Linked DNA regions of Homo sapiens: region 1 is linked to region 2. A link is an interaction called in ENCODE POLR2A ChIA-PET data of the cell type or tissue named here. Cell type or tissue: MCF 10A. All regions are shown on one strand. Links, peaks and the distances in the headings refer to the core of each region. The heading gives the core; the rest is flanking DNA.

The links. Peaks named below come from ENCODE experiments on the same cell type or tissue, not always from the same donor. Only the 100,000 strongest peaks of a DNase experiment are listed, where the experiment ranks them.
Region 1: POLR2A ChIA-PET joins it to region 2 with 23 read pairs; 2 of 35 experiments call an interaction of 5 or more read pairs at or near these places.

The regions. Positions count from the first base shown.
Region 1 is chr5:73,277,997-73,286,874 of GRCh38, forward strand. LOC124901002 (a long non-coding RNA gene) reads left to right here. Exons shown (of 3, transcript XR_007058818.1): 2 at 8,491-8,878. Among named protein-coding and RNA genes, the nearest start is that of LINC02230, 55 kb to the right of the region's middle. In MCF 10A, for the core only: no CTCF peak of the experiment used is centred there; DNase peaks (open chromatin) are centred at 905, 3,025 and 3,635.
Region 2 is chr5:73,359,617-73,368,494 of GRCh38, forward strand. No RefSeq gene overlaps it. Among named protein-coding and RNA genes, the nearest start is that of LINC02230, 26 kb to the left of the region's middle. In MCF 10A, for the core only: no CTCF peak of the experiment used is centred there; DNase peaks (open chromatin) are centred at 4,625 and 5,965.

The sequences.
Region 1 (8,878 bases), core at 386-8,385, 82 kb before region 2:
TCTTCCTTTCCCATATCTTCTACCTCTCTCTGTATATACTAGTTCTTTCTCTTTGGCATTTAAATACACTAAAAGCCTCTTCCAATTGGGGAAACAGATGCCATGGATTGATTGTGTTATAAATTTTGCATGAGGATGGAGCTCCATGCTGCATCCTGTGCATCTAACAAAGTGCTGGGCCTTCCGGGGGTTGTAGGCCCATTAGGAGATGGCATCTTCACTGAAACCTGATAGACATTCTGCAACATTTCTTTCAATTCTGACCTCTCCCTTCAGTTACTGGGCCCCAGGCCCCTCCCTCGGTGGACAGGCATTGTTTCTCCAGAAAGACCTCGGATTCCTTGTGTGTAGAATGTTGTTGGTCTTCTGCCACTGAGCAGTTGCTGGCTGGGTAGAATGATGGTGGGGAAGGCCACAGCAAGGCACTGGGCCCAGCACACTGTTTAGCTACCTGGGTGTCTCCTGGAGCATGAATCTTCAAGACACACTGTCTCCATGCACCACCAGTCCTTCAATGGTGAGGTTCTGTGTACCTCGTTCCTTTATATGGGGGCTACCTAAATGTGTGCTTTATGTTGAAAGAACTAGAACACATCCTCGGTGCGTCAGTGGGAAGTATTTGGAAAACTGACTGGAATTTTATAAAAGTTGTTTCCATTTTCCTAATATAAATGTCCATTAGCATTTTTCAACCATCCTTCAGAATTAAAGGACTAATTCTTCCACTTGAGTCAGTGTAAGGGAAATTTGATTCATTTCCCTAAAACTTCCCTCACTTACCTAGAAAGGTAGTTGCAACAGTGTTGAAATTCATCAGCTGTTGAACAGTGTAAAACCCCACATCTGAGGAGTGCCTCACTCAGGTGACCTTGGAACGTCCAAGTGAACAGGTAGGTTGGAAGGTGGCCAAACCGCAGGGTTTTTAAGAATCTAGTATGATGTCAGTTTGCCAGGGGCTGTTGTCAATTCTCATCTGAAAGCCAGAAACTCTCCTAACTGTTGAGCCTCCCATCTGCCATCATCACGGGCTGTCCCACAAACAGCTTGCCTCGGCACGAGGCCGCCACCTTCCACTGAGACTTTTTGTGAATTTGATTCCTGAGGTTGGCCGTAAGCTTTTTTTGAGGCACAGATGTTTTCTAAGGTGCTGGTGCTCATGCCCCAATTCCCTCATCGCCACAGGCCCACCCCTGTCTCTTCACCCACCCTATGCACCTCTTCTGGGCACCACTTCCCTTCCTCCCCCACCCCATGGTCTTGGCATATCCTGGCTAAGCTGAGCTGTTAATGTGTTGAATTGTGTTGAAAGTAAAAACAGAGGTCTGAGAAAACAATTAGCCCTGAAACACACCAGGAGAGGCCCAAGAGAAGACCCCTGCAGTCTGTTACAGAGAGAGGTGACAGCTCCAGGCAGCATGCTTGTTTATCCGTGTCTTGGGTGAGTGTGTGCGTGTGTGTGTGTCTGTGTGTGATCTCGTCCCCTTCCCTTCACCTTTGCCCAGATGTGAGCATGGGCTTTGTTAATAACAAGTGATTTTGACTTTTAAGGGTGTCATGTGTGCCTAACCTCTGGTGTATGTGTGTCTATGTTAAAAGGACACATGTCTGTGTCTGGTCACATACGTTATCTGGGCCCTCCCCTGTGCAGCTCTGTTGGTTAGGAAGGGAGAAAACCTCCCTGAATGATGTGTTGTGTGTGACTTTTCCTGTGAGCTCTTCTGACGCCTCCTCAGCCCTCTCCCGCTTGCCATCTCTGGGCCATCCACTCCCTTCAGGATTTTTCTCTTCTGGATCAAACTGCCAAAGTCCACTTTAATTTTGACTCCAACTTTGAGATTGACTTAAGTTTTAACAGTAAGAAACCCTTTTGGTGCTAGTACTCCCTAGCTCTTGTTTCCCAGATGAACATTTCTTGGGGCAGAAGGAAAAAAAAAAAAAAAGAATTAGACTCCTTTTGCTACATAAATAGATGTGACATTCAAATCCAGAGTTAAATGGAATTTCTCGAACATTAGCAGGCTTGTGCAATGACCTATGAAGTCAAAGTCACTAAAGTTTTCTGATTAATTAGTTGCATGTAGTAACTTTAGTGCTCTAAAAGAAATGAAAGAAAGAAATAAATAAAACACTTTGCAATACTGGCTACCTACTAAGATTTACTAAGATTCTAGAGAGGTTTACTTTCCTCTGATGATATTGAGGGCTTTTCTTTGTAGGGAGCTGCTGGCAACTGAGGATTTTGCAAACAGAATTCAGAAGGGAGGGAAATACTTCATGATGGCGTGACTCTGAGCCAAGCATAGCATTCACTAAAAGGCTGCCCAGCCAGGTCAGCATCAAGACAGAGGGGTGGCATTTATGAAATCTGAAAACAGGGCCAGAGGGTTCCAACGTGATGGAGACAGACACTATTGCCAGTCTTTGCAAGTGACAGCCACCCTGCAAATATTAGGTGGCAAGTGGGATGCTCTAGAGCTGAAGTAGTAAGGATGTGAGGGAACATAAGAGTGGCCGAGAGTGTGGGACATTCCAGGAGAGGGTTAGGCAGGGTTTTTGGCAGAACCACAGGTCCTAACCCAGTCCTGCTGGTTTAGACAACAAGTGGAGTTTCTGTATAGGCTGGCCATCTGGGCTGGGAGAAAACAGAGAACAGAAACCTTAGCACAAAAGGGTTTCTGACCTAGATGCCTTCAGTCCAGAAGAGCTACAGAGCTGGGGTGGGGGGGTGGGGCATGTGGGGGCCCTGAAAGGAGACACTGCCCAGTGGTCACAGCCTGGGTGGAACTGAAGAAGTCAGTTGGCCCGTGAATGGTTTTTCTTCCTGCCTGTCACACCAAGGGGATTCTCTTCCTATGTAACGTAATAAATTCCCCTATAATCTCAAGATGCAGGTAACAGCTTGGCCCTGGTGAGAAATGGCTGGCTTCATGTTTCCCCCAGTATGATTTCCTGTACATACAGCGAGGGGCCCTGCCCACTCTCCTGCAGAGCTCGGGAGCCGAGCCTAGAAGGGAAAAACAAGGCTGATTCATGTTTGTGATTAACTTCTCACCTAACGCTGTAATCCCATACATGGAACTGGCCTGGCTTGTCACTGCTTGGCTGGGACCTCGGTTGTTGGAAGAAGGGTAGGTGGCCGCAGATTCTGCACCAACACTGCCAATGCCACCCTTGCCACCCTCTGTGGGCGGTGCCTCCAATCCCCTTGCTTTGGGACGCCTTTTTCTGTCTTTCCCCCTGTGTGGCCCCATGGCATTTTATTTGCACCTCTTTCATGGCGTTTGCCTTTTCTTCACTTGCAGTTATTGATGAACTCCCTGAGGCGATGGAGCGGGGGCGGGGGTGCGGCGCAACCATGTTCTCCTTCTCTTTAAACCTTCTCAAGTGCCAAGCCCAATGCCAGGCCCAGGTTTAGTGCTCAGCAAATCACAGTGAAATGAACTGAACGGCAGAGGATGACCTCCCTGGAACAACTGCCCTGGATAAAAAAGAAGCCCAAATCAAATTCCAGCCCCTGGCCGGCAGGGCAGATGCGACCTCCCTCTGCTTTTCTCGACAATAATCCTGGCCCCTTGTTATGATAAACTACTTGCTCCTTGCTTGGCAGTACATTCAGGAACTGGACTGCTGCCAATGAAAACACAGGAGTGATGGTAGGACTATTGAAATAAATTAATGGCCTATGACAAATACAGGAAAAACAGTGCTGGTTAATAAGCTCAAACGCCAACAAAATCACATGTTATTTAAGAGGAGGAGGAGTTTTTACATAAATGTGTGTGATTTTAAGTAATAAGAATGATTTTTAAAAACCCAAGTAATTCATAACCTTTTTAGCCGAGTAAATGCTAGCCCTTTAAAGTTGATATCAATACTTTGGGAAGCTGCAATTGCCTAAAACAACTATACTACTCTTTTTGGCAGCCTTCAGGGCTGGTTCAGGAGGAAAATTAAATCTATTACTTGATAATTACGCTTTTTGGTTTAAGTCCCAAATGGTATCACCCAATATGATTACTGCCCTGACCCACCAGATTTGGCTCTAAATTATTTTTGATAGTTTCCAAAAATCAGATGCACCCTCAATTAAACCAAATCTTTGCTATTCCTCAGGCATGCAAAAGAAGGTACTGTAAATTCTGGAGTTCCAAAGAGAGATTCCAAAACTGTTTCATGACCAAGAAAAATGTCAGTGTCGACCTCGCAGGTGACCACCGCAAATATGCAAGTTCGGATTTCTTTGTTTGAAGATCTGTCATGTCATCTTAGAATCAGTGTTCATAGTTGCTCATTCTGGGCAGACTGTCATCAGGTTCGGTTTGCACAAAACAGTTGACCCGAATCAAGGAATTTAAACTTTGAATACTAGACCAGCTATGACATTTGGATCAGTGGGAGCCTTTGCAAATCAATATGAAAACTCGAGCAGCCCACACGGGTGTTTCACCAGCTGGCCACCCTGCAGGAGGCACATGCAGTGAAATAACTAAAAGCAGCCTCCTTTACTTCTAACCTGGCATAAATCACTCTGGTTCGATTTCAAGGGGGTGGGATGTGCAGGAGTGCCGGCGTCAAGCCCCAGCGCTAAGTGGCTAATCGAGTCCCTTGGTCTTCTCAATGTGTTATTTAGGGCTGGTTTACTTTCCTGATGGTGGAATGCTGTGATCCACTTACAGAAGAGAGTAAACACACTCCAAGCACTAACTTCATGCTTCATGCAAATTGAGCCCCAAAGAGGCCTGGGTGGTAGAGGAAAAGCTCTGCTATGCTGCACCTTGGGAAAAATGAGCTGGTCAGAAATCTGTTATCCAAGATCTAATTCATGTTATCCCAGTAGGTCTATCCCCTTTTTCTCTCTCTTCCTCACCCTTCTAGGAACTATAAGTGAATGCAAGAGCAGTAATTGACTGTGTAAATTAACCCATTTGTTTGTGAAGCTAAAGATCTACTTCCTCCACCCCCACCTAAGACAGTGGGAATAGTAACTCCCAGTTCCCCCACAACCCTAGGGCACCTCCAACCTGTAAAACTCACCTGCTCTGTCACTGTCAGCTTCTGGTGTCTACTTCCTAGACTGAAGGCAATACTGGAAAGGTCAGATTCAAGGGCTTTCAGGTTAGTAAAACTCCAGCTGGCATGGCTTCCACCATCTCATTAATGAAGAACAAACACACACTAACACTCCTTGGGAAAAGTGCCTGCTGGCTTTCTTCCCTTATTACTGGGAATAAATCAGCAGAGATCCACAGAAAGGGGAAGGCTAGGAGGAGAAGATCTCCAAGACATGATCTACACCCAAAGGCATCCTTGACCATAATACCATAAAGGGATATCAAAAAGAGCTAACACTTTTTGAAACCCAGGTGGCCCCTGACCTAAGCTATAACAACCCCAGGTATAGGCAGGTCTGGGTCAGCTATCCTATTGCCCACTGTTCTTCAAAAGATGTTGCTGAGATTCTTACTCAGTGTGCGGGGGTCCACAGATTGGTGGGAAGTGGGTGAAAGTGTGACTTTCCAGGGGCTTCCATTCCACTTGGGATGATTAAGAACATAGATTCTGAAGCCAGACTACCTGAGTTTGATTCTGGGCCCTACCACTTACTAACTGTGTGACTTTGGGCAACCTACTTAACACTTCTGTCTCTCAATTTATATTTCTGTAGAAAGGTTATAATAATAGTACCTTCCATGTAGGGTCACTGTGAAGATTAATGAGATCAAATATATATCTAGGCCTAGAACAGTGTTGGACAGATAGACTGTGCTATATGAGGGTTAGCTGTAAGGATTTGGAGAAATACATTATACGTCAAAAGTCATGTCCAGTTAGAACAAAGCCATATACAAGAATGCACAGGAAGAATACTTTGGAATTAGACAAAAAAGAGAAATCCATGGGATTGAAGTAGGCAGAATGGACTTCTCAGGAGAGGTGGGGCCTGAATCCAGGACTTTCAGGGATGGGATGGGCATAGTCTACTCTGACCCTTTTTCTCTAACCTAGATTGACCACCCATGAATATGGGGCTGCCACCCCTAAGGAGGACCTCAGGCATCTTTTCCCTAGCAAATGTTCTGGATCTGCCCACTCTGTGGCTCCCTCCCCAGCTGGCCTTTTGGCTTCATCTTTGATTCCTGGCTCTTACCCATGTGCTATTGGATCAGGTGAGAGATTTCAGTTCAGGTTAACATACTTTAGGATGGGTCTATGCTGAGTGAGGAACTGGGGCTAAAAAGGTGAGCACCTAACAATATCAAATATCCTCTCAAGAAGTTCCTAGTCAGTGTTGACAGAGGTGGGAACAGTTTTATAATTCACTATGTTGGGAGTGGTTGCTATGGGAGCAGAGAAGGGGAGGGCTTGGCCCAAGGGCAGACAGAGAGATCAGTGACTCTTCAAGGGCGACAGGGACAAGCCAGGGCCAGGGGCCATGATGAGCATACAGGGCGAATGGCAGTCCAGACAGGAGGAAGTGCTTGAAGTTTAGTTTGGATTCCAACACTCTCTGGGAACACTGGGTGGTGCTTTCCTTTTATCTCTCACTGCCTGCAGCCCCTCCGAAAGCTCCAGTTGGCCAGGGTTGATGAGCATCTGTGCTGGGCTGGCCACAGGCCTCCTAATGAGCCAGCTCCAGACTGGGCAGGGTGAAGGGCTGGCGGGGGTGGTGAAGACTCTCCAGGCAGGAGGTACACCATAAGGAAAGGCTGCAACAGGAAGGTCCAGTGGAGCTGTGGGCACAATACCAACGTTAAAACCCGATCTCTACCATCAGTTAGCTCCGTTATCTGGAGCAAGTTACTTTGCTTCTCTGGAATCTTCATTATAAAATAGGTGAAATAATACTTGGAGAAGTGGTTCTGGGGCTTGAGTGAGATACATGAGGAACACCCAATAAGCACCTACTACTATGTGCTGGGCTGGAAGGGGTTGGCCAGGTCCCAGTCCCACTCTGTCATTCTGCTGTCTGCATTCACAATACTAAATGGCACTTAGATCATTAGCTGTCAAAACAAATCAGGGAACTCAGGACACTTCTCTTTGAAATAGCTTTTAAACAGCTAGTGTTTGATAAAGATTAGGCAGTGAGAGTGTTGGTCTTTACCCCAGGAAGAGCCCAGTCAGGTTGCAACTGTGTTAGACTCTCCCAGAGAGCCCTACTGAGCTGGGAGGGCTGGCGCCTGGCCTGGAGGAAGAGTCTGCGGGCTGCAGAGTTGCACATCCTGCTCAGCCTGAGGAGGTGGCTAATTAGGGCTGATTGTGAAGAGGGTTTGATGACGTGGACACCTACATGGGAAACTTTGTATGCAGACCACCACTTCATTTCAGGCAGGTCATGAAACAGCTATTGGACAAGAGCATTCACTCACTCACTTTAGATGGCCTAGGTGAAATGCTCCCTATCCCAGCACCAAACCTAAGCTATCTATTTTCCCTATTCCTGCAACTTGAATCAGCCTAGTCAAAAATGCAGAAGTCTGGCCTGAAAATTGCCCAAGGAGAAGAGCGAAAAAGAAGGAAGAAGAATGCTCTTTTCATAGGGCCGTGGCATCGTTTACGGTGTTCCCAACATTTGAACTACTTGAGATTAAATAGTAAATAGTTCAACATATAAACAAACGTGTGAAGAAGCAACCTCTTACATTGCTGGTAGGGGTAAAAATTGATGTAAGTCAGTTTGGCAATATCTATCACAATCTCACATTTTGACAAATGAACACTTTATGAAGTAGTTCCACTTCAAAGAATTTATTCTACAAGTGTTCTCACTTGTGTAAAATGACAAATGTACCATGTTACTTTTCAATTGTAGAATTATTTGCAAAAGATTGTGAACAATTTAAATATCAATAGAGAACTTGACAAATAAATTACAGAGTAGAATATTATGCAGTTATGTAGATGGTGTATGTATGCATGTGATGGTTAATTTTTCTTTTTTTGATATGGATTCTAGCTCTTTCGTCCAGGCTGGAGTGCAGTGGCACTATCTCAGCTCACTGCAACCTCTGCCTCCCGGGTTCAAGCGATTCTCCTGCCTCAGCCTCCTGAGTAGCTGGGACTACAGGCACATGCCACCATGCCAAGCTAACTTTTTGTATTTTTAGTACAGACGGGGTTTCACTGTGTTAGCCAAGATTGTCTTGATCTCCTGACCTCGTGATCCGCCCGCCTTGGCCTCCCAAAGTGCTGGGATTACAGGTGTCAGCCACCGCGCCCAGCTGTGATGGTTAATTTTATAGGTCAACTTGACTGGGCTAAGCAATACCTGGATGACTGGTAAAACATTATGTCTGGGTGTGTCTGTGAGAGTGTTTCCAGAAGAGACTAGCATTTGAGAAGGTAGGCTGAGTAAAGAAAATCCACCCTCCCTAATGTGGGTGGGCATAATCCAATCTGTTGAGGGACTGACTCAAACATAAAGGCTAAACAAGGGCAAATTTGTTCTGTCTGCTTGAGCAGGGACATCCACCTTCTGTCTTCAAACAGCAGAGCTTCTGGTTCCTGGGCCTTCAGACTTGGACTAGAACTTCACTACCAGCTTTCCTGGGTCTCCAGCTTGCAGAGAGCAGATCGCAGAACTTCTTAGCCTCCATAATCACGTGAGCCAATCCCTCATAATAAATCTCCTTGTGTGTGTGTGTGTGTGTGTGTGTGTGTGTGTGTTTGTGTGTCTGTACAGATAGATTCTGTATCTTATTGGTTCTGTTTCTCTGGAGAACCCTAATACAATATACATGTATGTCTACATTCTATGAATGTATATATCGCCAAGAAATGTTAAGTCAAAAAAGCAAGTTGCAAAACAGCATGTATAGTATGCTACCATTTGTACATGTGTGTAAACAACTCTGGAAGGATCTTCAGGAAACAAATT
Region 2 (8,878 bases), core at 444-8,443:
ATACCATCCTCTTTAAGACCAAACTCTCCACCTGGGACCTATCCTGCAGGTCCTATCCCCTCTTTCTACTCAAGGACAGCACACTTAAATTTGCCCACCCTGCCCTCCTCATCCATGTTCCCATATCAGCATTCAACTGTACTGTAACTTCTCCATCTTAAAAAACAAGCAAGCAAACAAAAAAACAGAGACCAATCTAGATACTACCTACTTCTCTGTTTTCCTTTATAGCAAAACTGCAAAAGATTTATGTATTCCTTTTGCCAATGATGCAGACTCAAAACAAAAACCAAAAAAGATCTGTGTATTCCTGCTGCCTAAAATTCCTTTTCTCCCATTTACTTTAAGAAATTTTAACAGAAAAATTTCAATCATATCTAAAAATAAAGAATATCACAATGAATTCATTATTATATTACTCAGATTTAATAATCATGAATTTAATGCATAAGTGCTTCATTTCTTTTTTTCTTGCTGAAGTGTTTTATTTTTATTTTTATTTATTTATCCATTTAGTGACAACGTCTCGCTCTGTCATCCAGGCTGCAGTGCAGTGGTGTGATTTCGGCTCACTGCAGCCTCTGTCTCCTGGGTTCAAGTGATTCTCCTGCCTCAGCCTCCCGAGTAGGGATTACAGGCATCCACCACCAGGCCCAGCTAATTTTTGTATTTTTAGTGCAGATGGGGTTCCACCATGTTGGCCAGGCTGATCTCAAACTCCTAACCTCAAATGATCCACCTGCAGCAGCCTCCCAAAGTGCTGGGATTACAGGCATGAGCCACCACACCTGGCCTGAAGTGCAAGTCCCAGATAGCATGACATTTTAGTCTTAAATACTCAGGATATATCTATAAGAAATGAGGAATTTTCTTAAACAACTTTAACTTGATTAAGAATAATGATGAGGCCGGGTGCAGTGGCTCACACTTGTGGTCCCATCACTTTGGGAGGCCGAGGCAGGTGGATCACGAGGTCAGGAGATCGAGACCATCCTGGCTAACATGGTGAAACCCCGTCTCTACTAAAAATACAAAAAATTAGCTGGGCGTGGTGGCGGGCACCTGTAGTCCCAGCTACTTGGGAGGCTGAGGCAGGAGAATGGTGTGAACCCAGGAGGCAGAGCTTGTAGTGAGCTGAGATCGCACCACTGTACTCCAGCCTGGGTGACAGAGCAAGACTCTGCCTCAAAAAAAAAAAAAAAAAAAAAAAAAAAAAAAGAATAATGATGAAACAATATTGTAGTACGTGTTGTGTATTATAATAATAATCCCTCTGTTCTTTCTCAAAAATATCCCACTCTGATCAGGGTGTTTGTCTCCACTATTCCACATGAACTTCTCCTGACTAAATCACATGACCACTCTGTTGTCAAGCCTAATGACTATTTCTCACTGGTAAGGTGACCAACTGTTGCAGTTGGCTTAGAGGTTTCTTAGGACAAGGGACTTTGTCTTAGTCCATTCAGGCTGCTCTAACAAAAATGCCATAAACTGGTGGCTTATGAATAATGCAAATTTATTTCTTACAGTTCCAGAGGCTGGGAAGTTCAAGATCAAGTTGCCAACAGATTTGATGTCTGGTGGGGGCTCACTCGCTTCATAGATGGCACCTTCTGTCTGTGTCTTCACACGGTGAAAGGGGCTAGCTAACTCTCTGGGGTCTCTTTTATAAGGGCACTAATCCCATTCAGGAGGACAGAGCCCTCGTGACCTAACCATCTCTCAAATATCCTACCTTCTTTTGTTATTTGAGATGGAGAGTAGCTCTGTCACCCAGGCTGGCGTGATCTGGGCTCACTGCAACCTCCATCTCCCAGGCTCAAGCAATTCTCATGCCTCAGCCTCCCGAGTAGCTGGGACTACAGGCGTGCACCACCACTCCCAGCTAATTTTTGTATTTTTAGTAGAGACAGGGTTTCACCATGTTGGCCAGGCTGATCTCAAGCTCCTGGCCTCAGGTAATCAGCTCACCTTGGCCTCCCAAAATGCTGGGATTACAGGCATGAGCCACCATGCCCAGCCCCACCTTCTAATATAATCACATTGAGGATTAGGTCTCAATGTAGGAATCTGGGGGGAACACAAACGTTCAGACCATAGCTGACTTTCAGTGCTAAAACCCAGAGTGTCTCAGGCAAACCAGGATAGTTGGCTGTTGTATTTCTCAGTCCTTATCTTTCTCAAATTTTCAGGAGCAATCAACAGGGGTAATTATTCCTTTCTTCTTCTTCTTCTTCTTTTGAGATGGAGTTTCGCTCTTGTTGCCCAGGCTGGAGTGCGGTGGCATGATCTCGGCTCACTGCAACCTCCACCTTCCGGTTTCAAGAGATTCTCCTGCCTCAGCCTCCTGAGTAGCTGGGATTACAGGCACTTGCCACCACGCCCAGCTAATTTTTGTATTTTTAGTAGAGATGGGATTTCACCATGTTGGCCAGGCTAGTCTCAAACTCCTGACCTTGTGATCCGCCCGCCTCAGCCTCCCAAAGTGCTGGGATTACAGGCCTGAGCCACCGCGCCCAGCTATTCCTTTCTTCTTAAACAACATTCTTGTCTTCCAGGACACCAGTCTCCCTTGGTTCTCTACCTCCCTCTCTGGCCACTTTGTCACAGTCTCCTTTGCTGGTTCTGTGCATCTGCCTGACCTCTGAATGTTGGCATGCCCCAGGGTTCTCTGGCCTCAGTCCTCTTCTCATCTTTCTTTACTTCCAAGTCTTTAAATAGCACATATGTATTGATGATTTGCAGATTTCTATCTCCAGCCCAGACTTCTCACCTGGATGAGAGACTGTCACTTCAACTGATGATTTGGCATCTTCACTTGAAAGTTTTAAAGACATCTCAAACGTGGTAGTTCAAAACCAAACTCCTGATCCTTCCCCAAAAACCTTCTCTTCTTATAGCTCTCCTTGTGATAATAGATGACAACTTCATGCTTCTATCTGCTTGGAGGAAAAACTTTGGGCTCATCTTTGACTCCTGCATCATATGCCCCATATGCAATCCATCAGCAAATCTGGTTGAGTCTTCTTTCAAAAATTATTCACAATCCAACTACTTCTTACTACCTCCATTGGCACCATTTCTTGCCTGAATTATTGCAGTACCCTCCTAATTGGTCTTCCTACCCCCATCAGTGATTCTTTCCACCATGCTAAAATGCTGTGATTTTTACATCCTTATATTAAAGCTTGAGAAATGGTAAGAATCCCATTTTAACAGATACGTGAAAGTACTTTCCCTATGAATCTACATGAGTGGAATATATTAGGTCACCAGCATACATTGACTCTATTTTAACTTTTGATTTTACAAAGAGTTCACCTTACGTTATGTCTAGAGGTCTATAATTAAAAGATTGAGTTGTCTAGGGCTGTGAAATACTTTTTCCACATTTCTCCATTTTTTTAAAAAAAAGCTGTATTTTACATGAAACAAATAGTTTGGTTACTGTCATTTTAATCCTGTTTATATTGACACAAAGTTTAAATATTTTTAGAGTATTTTATCCACTTGAATTAAAATGCATGAACGTATTTTTATGAAGAAGCCCAAGAATATGAGTGAAACACTGCTTAGTTGGACTTAATTCAATGTACCCATTCCATGAAGCCAAATTTCTGGGGGTGAGTATGCATAAACATAATAACTAGTCTTACATTTTAGTTCTTCAGTGTTAACAGTACTTCTCACAAATTGATTTCTAAATTGTCCAAGCAAATCACTCATCTTCGGCATCACACCATAGTCTTTATTTTAGAAGCCTTTTTAAAAAGGCAATCCTAGGCCATTCATAGTGGCTCATGTCTGTAATCCCAACACTTTGGGAGGCCAAAGTGGGTGGATCACCTGAGACCAGGAGTTCAAGACCAGCCTGGCCAACATGGCAAAACCCTGTATCTACTAAAAATACAAAAATTAGCTGGGCATGGTGGTGCACGCCTGTAGTCCCAGCTACTTGGGAGGCTGGGGGAGGAGAATCGCTTGAACCCAGGAGGCGGAGGTTCCAGTGAGCTGAGATTATGCCACTGCACTCCATCCCGGGTGACAGAGTGAGACTCCATCTCAAAAATAAAATAAAATAAAAAAGCAATCCTAATTATTTTATAAAAATTCCTTAAAAACTAACACACTTGTTTCCTTGCTATGACAAAAAATATGTTTCCACTATGTTTCCCTAGAAGCTTTCCAGCAAACACAACCATTATTACTCATAATTCTCAATAATCAATAAAATATTGGCCAAGCACTTTATTACTAAGATTACACACAATGAGGCATGGAAAATGTTATCTGTGGTTTATCCACCAAGAGTCTTAATGGAATACCTGCTGGAACCACAAAACCGTGCTGAAGACTATAGAGACACACAGATTTCCCTTCTCCTAAAGCCTTGCTGAATTGCTCTGCAAAGTGAAAAGCTGAGTCAATCCTCTGAAAAATCAGTGGGGAAAGAGCAGCTCCTTGAGGCAGGCTGTATCTTATATACTGGCCTCCTCCATCTGGTGAGGAGAAGGCATTCCTGGGAGAGGGAGTACTACCTGGTCCCTCCCTCTGCAGATGGGGAGCAGACTGTGCCTTGCCAATTCCATTTCTGTTCATTCTGATTCCCTGAAGTCATGACTTGTATCTAGACACAGTTCCTTCAGCTCCCGTTCAGAAAATTGTTGCTAAATCTTCCAAGGCTGCTGCAGTATTTGTGAGCTCTTTCATCATGTCAAAGGACTTCCACCAATCCCTCACTGACTGCTGAACTATACCTTGTGTTTCTTCAACCATATCCTCAAAGGAGCATGAGCTGCAGTAAAACTCATAATGCGGTCCAGTGTGATCTTTTGCCTTTGTTTCTTTGAAACAGCCCTCTTAATAACACTGCCTCACACAGTCTACCCAGGATAACCTGCAGGACTCGTTGGCTGACAGCATGTGCAGAATGGTGAGCTACTGCTCATTGCTCACTATGCTGCTGTCACTGGCTAATAGCATATGTGCATGGGAAATACATATATTAACTGTGAATGCTAATAAATTACATATAGATTCTAACTGTTTTCTGATTTTCCTTGTCCATCCCTCTCAGTACTTGAAGGGCTACTCACCTATTAAATTTGTTAATTGGAAGAAATGTCTGAAGATCCCCACAAGGCAAGTTTATTCAATTTAACTTTTCTAACTTGGTTCAGATTCACCATATAAATGCTCCATGTTTTACTTCACTTTGTCTCTGTTAAAACAGTCTCCACAACCAAGTTGAGCAGAAGAGTTAGAAACTGTTTCAGATATTCCTTTAGCTCACACACACCTTTGCCAGAAAAATTACCTTTCCAGAATTTCCAAAATTAAGGTCTCATTGTAAACACTTAATCATTTCACTACTGGACACCCTCATTCAGAGAGGAGCTGTCATTCAATTTAGTTTGTTTCAAGTGATTTTCTGTACTTCGGATGGAAGAAATAATGGTTGTTTTTTGTCCACCAGGTTTCTATTCTCTCTTCCTAATCAACAGCCTGATTCCTTTGGGGGAATTACCTCTTCCCCTTCTGTGTAGTTTTGGTGAGACTATACCTATCTCCTATCACAGAAACTGAGAGATTAGATCTTTTCCCTCTCATTGTGTTAATATAGCCATTGGCCTGCCTGTGATAAGAGCTCAACCAATAGGTTCCCCTATCAAGACTTTAAATTTTGAGTGACCCAAAGGTTACAGCTTTGTCTTTTTCAGACTGTTCCAGTTATGGCATCATTCCTATGACACAGGCCTCCTCACTCTGCAGCAGTCTTGGTTTCTGCCTATCCCACAGCACAAAATGAAGCAATAAATTTATTTATTTATTGAGCATGTCATAGGTGGTAAACATTGTTCTAGCCCTGACTCACCAAGACAATTGAGGAAAACATATTTATAACTCCAAACACACCTCTTTGGCCTGCAGGAGATGGCTCAGTAAGCTACTAAATTATTGCAGCAACTGTATATGTTTTCATTAAATCTGCAGATAAATGATCAGGCATGTATCCGGCGTTGTTCCACTGGCACTGCTGTGGACTAAACAATGGCCAGTGTTCTGATGTGAATCATTTGAATAGTTTTCAACCCACTTGACTATTCTGGGCTTTATTTGTCAGTTAAACAAATAAACCCAGAGCTTTTGTTTTTATTAGCCGGCTTGAACTACTGTGGCCCAGTTGAGACAGTACTACTTTCATTGCATTGCATCGCATCTCAGCAGGCCTGCTTAAAAGCCTTTGGTGGGCTGGGATTTCCCTTTCCTTCTCAGAACTGGTTTGATCAAAAGCTTCCCATTTAATCTGTCCTTTAGAGCCATCTATGGGAATGAAAAATGCTCCTGGTTGTGCTGATGCGAAAAGAGTGACAGCTAACCTCGGATTGGGACTACCTAGATTGAGGCACCTGTGCCAGGGAGGAAAGAACGTCACCCACCAGGAGAGCAGAGCAGAAGGCATGAGAGAGAGGTGGGCAGGGAGGGGACCGCAGGGTGGGCACAGCCAGTGCCTGGGCTGCCACTTTGATGAGGTGTGATCCCTGAGAAACCCTTGCACTTGTTGCTCTTAGTGGTATGTGTTCCACACAGGTGGCCTGAGGGAAGTGCTTGTGGTGTCCTCCTGAGGAGCGGGACAGGCAGAAGAAGGGAAACTGAGGTATCCTCAGGAGCCCCCTCATAAAGACATCTCTTTACCCCAAGGCCTTGTCCTGTGACCGCAGAAATGACAGCAGCAAAAAGGAACAGAGTGTCCAAGCTGACATTTTGCCAAGCCTTATTCAGCGGCCAGTCTCCTAAACGAGCCTCCCCGCTGATTTCCAACAGTTGAAGAATCTGGCTTCCACAGGGAACAGCTCTCATGAGCAGTGGTGCTGGAGACAGGTAATTTGAGGTCTCTATTTAGATCACTGGTCCTCAACCATTTTGGCACCAGGGACGGGTTTCGTGGAAGACAGTTTTTCCGCGGACAGGGGGCAGGGTGGTTTCAGGATGAAACTGTTCCATCTCAGATCATCAGGCATTAGTTAGATTCTCATAAGGAGCAGGCAACCCAGATCCCTAGATTGCATGCGCAGTTCACAACAGGGTTTGCCCTCCTGTGAGAATCGAACAACGCAGGTGATCTGACAGAGGGTGGAGCTCAGGCAGTAATGCTCGCTCACCTGCCGCTCACCTCCTGCTGTGCAGCTTGGTTCCTAACAGGCCATGGACTGCCAGTCTGTGGCCCAGGGTTTGGAGACCCCTGATTTAGATCACCCAAGCCCACAAGACCAACACACAGCCTAGGCACAAAAAGGAATGTTTAGAACTGAATTCCCCCCATTTGAGTCTTGAAGATAGATGCTCACTGAAGTGGAGAGACGTGGCTGGAAGGTAGAAAAAAAGGTGAAAGAGCCAATCGATCAGTCCAAAATGCAGGTCTGTTGTGTTCAAGTATTTGAATGAGGTTCTCAGTTGGCTCAAGGAGGACAGAAAGAAGGAAATAAGACTGCTGCTTCCCAGTGACTTATTCTTTTTTTTTTAATTGAGAAAATTCACATAACATAAAATTCACCATTTGGAAGTGTACAGTTCAGTGGTTTTTAGTATATTCACCATGTCGTATAGCTATCACCACTATGTAATTCCAGAACTTTCCATCACCCCTAAAAAGAAGCCCCATACCCATCAGCAGTCACTCTCCCTTCTCTCTTCCGCTAGCTGCCATCAACCATTAACCTACTTTCTGTCTCTATGAATTTGCCTATTTAGACATTTCATATGAATGAAATCATATAACACATGACCGTCTTTGTCTTCTTTCAGTCGGCATAATATTTTCAAGGTTCATTCATGTATCAGTACTTCATTCCTTCTTATGGCTGAATAGTATTCCATTGTATGGACGTACTGCATTTTGTTTGTCCATCATCAGTTGATGGACATGTAGATTGTTTCTACTTTTTGGCTCTTATGAATAACAGCACTGTGGATGTTTATGTGCAAGTCTTTGTGTGCAGATATTTTCACTTCTCTTGGGTATAGACCTAGAAGTGGAATTGCCAGGTCAGAGACTTCATTATTTCTTGAAATTCTGGTCCTCGGTGCAGAAGTATGGGACAAAATAACCACGATGCTGTGCTTCTTGCCACATTCTTGAATATGAAGCTCTAGGCTCAGAAATGCCATGTGATTTGACATGAGGCCTTGGTGCCTGCAGGAATGTGGTTGGAACCACATACTCCCTGGAAAAAGGAAGTAGAATGTGATGTGGTAAAGGAAGCCAGGCCAGAGTCAGAGGATCTTGCAGGGAGCACCCACTACCCCCTTCTTTATCCCAGCTACTCCTGTGCATGAGCCTGGGGTCCCTCCACATTCTATCCACTGCTGTCCTTCCCAGAAGCACCAAAATATTGGTCAGGTAGTCAAATAAATAGATGGAAAGAGTTAATAAGATATTTTTAAGTACTTGAGAATTTTATTTATTCTTTTTTTTTTTTTTTCTGGAGACAGAGTCCCTCTCTGTCACCCAGGCTGGAGTGCAGTGGTGCGATCTCAGCTCATGGCAACCTCCACCTCCTGAGTTCAAGCGGTTCTTGTGCCTCAGCCTCCTGAGTAGCTGGGATTACAGGCATGTGCCATCATGCCCAGCTAATTTTTGTATTTGTATTTTATTTTATTTTTTTACTTTAAGTTCCAGGATACATGTGCAGGTTTCTTACATAGGTATACAAGTGCCATGGTGGTTTGCTGCATCTATTGATCTGTCCTCTAAGTTCCCTCCCCTCGCCCTGCGCAGGCCCTGCTGTGTATTTTTCCCCTCCCTGTGTCCATGTGTTCTCATTGGCCAGCTCCCTCTTATGAATGAGAACATGCAGTGTTTGGTTTTCTGTTCCTG